Regions from separate parts of the Homo sapiens genome. Here all the other regions are linked to region 1. A link is a loop called in an ENCODE intact Hi-C map of the cell type or tissue named here. Cell type or tissue: endothelial cell of umbilical vein. All regions are shown on one strand.

Evidence for each region. Peaks named below come from ENCODE experiments on the same cell type or tissue, not always from the same donor. Only the 100,000 strongest peaks of a DNase experiment are listed, where the experiment ranks them.
Region 2: it touches region 1 in a loop (5-fold over the local background); 3 of 110 quality-filtered maps call a loop at or near these places.
Region 3: a loop joins it to region 1, with 4 times the contacts of the local background. A loop is called at or near these places in 3 of 110 quality-filtered maps.

Annotation. Positions count from the first base shown.
Region 1 is chr12:42,023,057-42,025,556 of GRCh38, reverse strand. LOC105378247 (a long non-coding RNA gene) reads left to right here. Exons shown (of 4, transcript XR_944875.4): 2 at 1,063-1,268. Among named protein-coding and RNA genes, the nearest start is that of GXYLT1, 120 kb to the left of the region's middle. In endothelial cell of umbilical vein, a CTCF peak has its summit at 1,163 (motif pointing right); a DNase peak (open chromatin) is centred at 1,366; H3K4me3 peaks cover 326 bases; H3K27ac peaks cover 390 bases.
Region 2 is chr12:41,520,914-41,523,413 of GRCh38, reverse strand. All of the region lies in intron 5 of PDZRN4 (PDZ domain containing ring finger 4), which reads right to left. Among named protein-coding and RNA genes, the nearest start is that of PDZRN4-AS1, 110 kb to the right of the region's middle. In endothelial cell of umbilical vein, no CTCF peak of the experiment used is centred here; a DNase peak (open chromatin) is centred at 1,343; H3K4me3 peaks cover 211 bases; H3K27ac peaks cover 2,193 bases.
Region 3 is chr12:41,441,209-41,443,708 of GRCh38, reverse strand. All of the region lies in intron 3 of PDZRN4 (PDZ domain containing ring finger 4), which reads right to left. Among named protein-coding and RNA genes, the nearest start is that of PDZRN4-AS1, 30 kb to the right of the region's middle. In endothelial cell of umbilical vein, no CTCF peak of the experiment used is centred here; no DNase peak of the experiment used is centred here.

The sequences.
Region 1 (2,500 bases):
ATGTCATTCCCTATCACATCCATGTCAGTGCACCCTTGAGTGTCCTAAGTATTAGGGTGAACTATATGAAATTCCTTTGCTTTTGGTAAAAAAAAAAAAAAAATAGCCAAGCAGCAGCAGTTTCTTACAGCGTAACCTATACTTTGTTTCCTGAAGATGCTATTTCTAGCATCTTTTTCTTTCCAAATATTTTTGGGAATATTTGTAATAAAAAATAAGCATAGTTTACCTGTTTCGGTCTCTCCTACCTGAAATTATAGTAATAGAAGCTTAATTAATAAATATCCACTGGAATCAGATGTCGGGAGAAAGTGGCCAAAGGAAGCTGCCTCTGGGTATCACTGTCCAGGTCCCCATCATAGTATCTTTCTAGAATCTTAGGGATGGCGGTACTGTAGGTGAGACTTCCGAGATATTTGTGGCTGTCCTTGACATTCTGTCCACCATTTTTTTTTTCTGGTCATAACACACAAGCTCCAAATCATCTACATTAGAAAGCCAATATCTAGTCCTAAACATTACGTTTTCATTCATAGTTGAAAGAAACTCAGTGTCCCACTGTCAGCTCTGAAAATAGACTATTAAAATAGAATTACATACCAAGTGCAATTAAGAACAAATCAGCCAACTTGGTGCAAAGTTTCAGCTTTTTTAGGAAAGCAAGACATCCTTTGAACCATTTGCTTTAAATTCTAATGTTACTGTAAAAATATTTAATAACTCAAAAGGTGCTGTTTCTTTTATAACATAGTTGAATACATTTTCCTTCTTCAATAGTTCTCTTTATATTTGTATAAATATCAGCTTGTGTGTACGCCATTAATTTTATGGTACTTACAATGAATGTGAAGGAAAGCTCTGTAATTGGGGTTAGATACTTTTATTATGAAATGCATGCCCTAGTTTAGTGCATACATTAAAACATTATAACTAGGTTTGAATTTCTAATTTCATTTTTGTCTGAAATCAAAGAAATTTTATCTAGACTATCATACCTAAAGAAAACAAAATAAATACGAAAGCTCGCACTGTAACAAATAAATCTCATGTATTCCTTTATAGTGGAGAGAATTGCTTTGCAAAGGAGTCCAGGTCCCACCGGAAGGACCCCCTTCCATACACCGTAGCAATTCCGTAGCAGCCTCGACTCTCCCCTCGACGGACAGCAGATGGCGCTGCGCTTCCCATTTTGCCGCCTCGGTGGCGGGACAGGAATCCAACTTTGGCAGAGCTGAGTTGAAGATTGCAAGCGACCTATTCCGAGCTGGGTGAGCAAAGGAAACTACGCATTTAGAATCACAGTTTACCTCGCTTCATACTGATCTGTGCTCTGGAGGACGTGCAGTTTCTGTTACATGTGATCCAGGGGGCTGCGTGTGTTGGATTAACCGGGCTCATTACGTCTTACAAATTGCTTGTCAGGAGAAGGCAGCTCGGGGCAGGTTGAAAGACTGTTATCAGCAGCACTCAACAAACATCAGCGAACGGACACTCTCTTCTTCATCATAACCAATTTGTATTTATGAAAGATCCCTTGGTGCTCTTTAGTGGGCTGCAGTGAGAAGATGTGATTTGGAACTTTGAGAAGTTTGTGGTCAAGAAGGTGACCTGCAGATATTCAGTCAAAACTAAACAACCACAGCCACACTTCTCTGCGTTCCTGCTTCATCCACTCATTGTGCCCAGGGCTCCCCAGCAATCTCTCCGCTCTTTAGTCTTTTGGTTTGTGTCTGCTTTCTTCTTCTAGGTCTGTTCCTTTGGCTAAATTTGCATGTGTTGACCGTGGCAAACAGATATATTTAGCTTTATTTTCTTAAATAACTTATAGAAATGCTTTTTGGGTGGGAAAGTGATGACATTAAGTATAATAATCATGTAGTTTTCAGCTAGTTGGGATCTTAGGGATTATTTAACTCAACTGATTAAATAATACTGTGAGAAAGTGACGCCTGGCCATGTGCAATGCCGTGCTCAGTTCACATAGAGGCAGAGTGAGAACTCTGACCCAGGTTTCTTGAGGATCAGTCTAACAACCCATCTGATGTTATGCTCGATTATATTTTTAAACAAGTACAGATCATAAATGTCAAGGTTAATTTATTTCCCTGCCATGCGGATCATGGATGGATATTGGTCACACTCATCGCACAGCCATACGTGCAAATCCCTCCCCACCATTCCCATCAGAGTCAGTGGCTTGGTTCTCTTTGCTGCTGTTCCCTTTGTTCACACCTATACCAGGCACTAGCCCCGTTGTGCTGGAGTTTCCTCTCTAGACTATGAGATTGCTAGGAACAGGCATGCCATCTCACTCATGTTTGTGCCCTCTGTGCCCTGCGTAGTGCCTGACACCTCATAAGCTCTCAGAAATGTTGACTGAATGAATGAACTTTTGGTGGAGACTACCTTGAACATAGCAAACCAGGGTACGGTGGGAAGCCCTCCTCAGGCTCTGGACATAGAGACACGCTGGAAATATAAGAGAAAGCCTTGAATGTAT
Region 2 (2,500 bases), 500 kb after region 1:
ACTTTCTAGACGCTTCCACGTGAATGTTCCCATGTCTCAAATTGTCCACAAGCAAACCTATAGCTATGCTCCTTCTCCAGCATTTTCTTCCTCAGTCAACAGCATCTACATGAGAGGGACCTTTCAGCTAATTGGGAAAACTGGCAGCCATTTTTCTCTCAGGGCCACGAAATGATGGCATATATCTGAATATATACATATCTACCATGTATGTGCCAGTCAGGACTACACGTTCTCATATATTATCACATTTAATATTAACAAATATGTATTATTAATACTATCTTCTTTTCACAGATAAGGAACCCGAGGCTCAGAGGGGTCACACAGGACTAAGCACTGGAGTCTGATTTGAGTGCACTTCAGGCTGATTCCAAATATACCTAAATACAACTTCTCTTCCAATAAGAGTGATACAATTAGATGTCTAGTATCTTGGGAATAAAAGTTTTTGAAGGAATGACTTGTAAATTATTGGGCAAGTTATTTATAGGGAAGAGTGAATGAGGACTTAATGAGGGGAATTTATTTCATATAGTTGGAATATGAGCAAAATAATTTGGGGAATAGAAAGTCTTCTAGAATCCTTTTCACATGATTGATCTGATACTAATCAGCTACTGATCATTTTGAATTATAATATTATGAACGTCTATACTTTATTACCATACAGCTATGCACATGTTTAAGACCATTAAGGAAAGTGACAGGAAATGACCCTAAAGCTAATTTCCCAACATCTGAGAGAACGTATGGCTTTCTTTTCTTTTGGCAGACATAAAGAATAGAACCTGCATATAAAACGGCCAGTCCAGTATTGAAGTGGTGATAATGTTAATTCATTTCCTTCTGTAAGAATCAGATAGTAAAACTAATTGAATATTCACATGTGCTGCCACCTATATGAATTAATCTATGTCTGTGAATTAGTTTACCCATCCTACACTCGGTTGTATTGCATGAGAATGCATTCCAAAAAAATATGTTAAGGTGAATAAATCTAAAAGCTCATCATTTGGGAGACTTAGACCTTCAAGTTAACCCAGAAAAAAGTAAGTCATGGAAAGTCTGCTGGTCATGCAAATTATCTGAGTGAGACAAAGAGAAGTTTGGAGTCCCTTTCACTTTCATTTTGGAGGGAGAGATTTTGTTAATTTCTTTGTCTATCAGACAGGAAGTGATTAAATCATTATTAACTAAAAACATTTAGTGATGTCTCCACACAGGGAATCAGTTTTCTTTTGAATTTCCCAACTGCATTGCTCACATGCTCTTAAAGCATATTTACAACCTTTGCTTAAAAGGATTTGTAACTGTCTTTACTTGGCAGATAGCCATGTACAAGTCAAAGGAAGGAAAAATTCTTTAAGGATTATGAACTTCCTGGCTGCAAAAAAGGCTCAACAGCTGTCAGTGGATCCTCTAGTTACTCATAAACATTCCCTTGGAAAAACACTACCCTTCCAACGGCTATTTAGGAGTCTTAGGCCTCTCTCATAAGATAAACCACAGGTAATCACATAATATGTAGGATGTATTAGTTTTAATTTGTTTATAAAAACAAAGTGAAATACTATATCCTCTTGACAATTACACAGTCTAGGAAAGAACACATACTCAATTACATGCCAAAGGGGAAACTGAATAATGAAATACCAATAACAAGCATACAGTCCTTTTAAAATAATAAAAAAATCATTTCTTAAGAGAAAGAAGAAATTCTTGCCCAGCACTTGCCATTAACTAGCTGTGACAGGTGAATATTTAACCTTCACAGGCTTCAGTTTCCTCTGTCAAGTACATCTGATGTGCTTCTATAGCCTCCTTATGGTTCATATGCACCATGTCAAAGTTCTCTTCATTTTAACTCTCTTTGGTCCAAATATGATGTAATCGTTTTTAATCCATATGTGTTTTTCCATTATTTCAAATTTCTATCTCTAATATCTCTTATTGTGCCTTGATTACTAAAGAACTCTATTCATCTTATACAATGTATAACTTTTTTTTCCCAACAAGCTTTCTACAGCAAATTCCTATTTGGTAACTGCTTCTTATAGAATCCTTCATTCCTACTGAGAAGAATCTGGGACTTTAAAAACCTGGTATGCTCAAGAGAGCAAAAAGAGCAAATGGTGTCAATGTGTTTTACAGAATGAAGAAAAAGTATCAGATTTAACTTCTAACATTTTGCTACTATTGAAATGTTTTGCTAACAAATAGAAATATGAAAAGAGAATATCTGTAAGAGGGCAAGAACAATGAAATGAAAGCACAGGCAAAAGAATATTTGAGAGACTGGTCAATTTTAACTTCGGCTGGTGAATAACTTCTACTGCAGAGCTCCAACTTACAATTAGATTTCGGTTCCAAAACTGTGACTTCTATAATAGCTTGCATCAACACCAAATACAAACATATGTTGCCTTAAATGTCTTATTTTAAGTAATGAAATATGGACATTTAAAATTCAACGATGTCTAGAAGTGCTGTATCTCAG
Region 3 (2,500 bases), 580 kb after region 1:
CTCCTAGTAGGCCTCACTTTTATTCTCCTTTTACATTCTTTTGACCACTAACTTAGGCTTTTCAGCAGCCTCCTGGTTGGTTTCGCTTGTTGTAGTCTTGCTGTAGTGCACCATCCCCAAATCAAGCCCAATTGGCCCCAAACACACACCATAACCAAATCTACAATTGAACTCTTATCACAGTTCTCTTTCTCTTAAAAAAATGAACAGAAAATTGGAAGATGGGAAATTCTTTAGGGTCTGTCTTGAGCACTGTCAGGCCATACCCAGGGAGTCTGCCTCTTACTTTAGCATTTAGCGATACCTATTGCTTATAGTTTCCAACTCCCAATCCATTGACATCTACTGCCTGTTTACCACTTCCACTGGCTTTTTAAAAACCCTTTCATCATTTTAGTTTCTCCTCCCTTCTTCTCCCCCACTCCCCAAGCTCCCATCATGCTGAGCAGCACCTTTGCATTTCCATAGCTGTCTGTCAATATCTCTGTTGACTCAATATTTACCAGGTTAAATTGAACATTCTCTGTTTATGCCTCTCTTATGCTACCAGACTGTGCATTTCTCAAAAGCAAGGACTATCACATGGCAAAGTCCAGGGCTTGGCACATATTAAGCAATCAGAGCTGACACAGAGTTTTTGAACTGAACCACATGTCTAGAGTTTAAGACATCTGCTGAGTAGTTGATAAAAGCAAGCCATTACTATAGTGCATCCTCACTTGTTATTCTGATTTTAAGGAACAGACACCTCATTCTAGCAAATAAAATAGAGGTTTATCATAGGAAGGTATTGGAACTGGGGAAATAAAGCCATTCTGAGGACTTGCTATTTATTTCTTAGCCTTTCTCATTACCCATCTGTTTCATTTCTTAGATGTCTCTGATTCTCTTGGTAGGTCAGATCCTCATAGATATGGTGGAACACAAACCCCCAAGCTCCCCCACCAACATTCCTTTGTACCCTTGCCCCATTACTAGTGTCCTACTTCACAATATAAATTTCTGAGACTGAAAAAACCTAACTGAACCCTCAACTTTATGCACAAGGTGCTTGTCCCTGGTTTAATCAGCTGTTAGATATAAAGTAGAGAGGAAGACAGAGTGATATGGGCCTTCGCCAGCAGCTGTGGATGGGGTAGTTTAATTCTAAAGAGGCTGCAGATGAGCAGGGCATCCTGGTGAGTCCTAATGAGGATCTGCTGTGAGAGTGAAGGTGAAAGGACAAACAAGCACCTGGCCTGCCCTCCAGATGCTTATAATTCACTCATACAGAATTGACTATAATACCAGGCAGGCAAACATGAAAAGGAGTCCGAAGGTGGGAGAGATTAATTTTTTTAAAAAAAGAACAATAAATGCAGAAATTTCTCTGCACAAGGAGACATTTGAATAACTAGTGATAGAAGAAAATAGTGGCAGAGATGATTACAAGGTGTATTCCACAGAGGCTGAAGAAAAGTGGAAGTAAGTTACAAGGGTCCAAATTGGGAGGCCTACCTTAAGAGAAAAGCAAAAAATAGAGTCTGGAGCAATTACAAATTGCATTAGAGGAAGAATAGGAAGAGAGACAATTGGAAAGAAACCTAGAAGCCACTCAAGAGGGCCTTTAATACTGGAATAAGACATGTTTTCTTCATTTTATAGTAATTGGGAGCCATTAAACATTTTCTAGAAAATTATTCCAGCAGCAGCCATCAGGGTGGAGTGACACAATGGCAAATTCTAAGAGGGAAAATTCTTACGGTATCAGAGAGAGTTAATCAAAGGAGTTGTGACTGTGGGAAGGCAGGAATTGATGCTGGGAATGTGCACAAATAAGAGAGCCAGGGGAGCCACTGTGTGAGTGGAGAAGGCAGAAGTGGCCCTTTTCATTCAGTGGTTTTGAGTTTTGTTGAAAGCAAAAGGGAGGGTGAGACCTTCACTGGCGCTAAGGAACATGGGAAAGGGATAAAGTCTGGGGGAAAATGTTAAGAGACTATGAGTAGGGGTTACATAGTATGAGACAAAATAAATTTCTGAAAGATCTGGGACAGCACCCAGAGAAGGGAGATTATATGAGATCCAAGAAACATTCTAGAATAGAGGAGACTTTAGCATATTTAAAAGCTATGGGAAGGGATCCTGTAACTATTTCATGGTATATTGTGATGATTAAATAAGATGATGCTTAGGGAAAAGTGCTTAGCACAGTGTCTGAATATTCTAACTTCTCATTGTCAGCTGCTGCCAATATTGTTACTTTCAATGCAGGTTCTGTTTCAGTTTATGTTACTAATTCACAGATGCAGGTGGTGGGGAGACCTCTTAGCTGTGCCAAACCATTCAAATTAATAAATGTACTCTCTGTTGTGCTACAGTATCCACTTAGAAGAGAACAGCAGTCACAGCAGTGACATTGTCTGAGAACTAGTGCTAGTCTACTTCTGGTTTTCCTGAGATTGAAGGCAAATTAATTTCTTTACCCTGATGTGGGAAGTGAATAAGAATAGAATCTTGCATA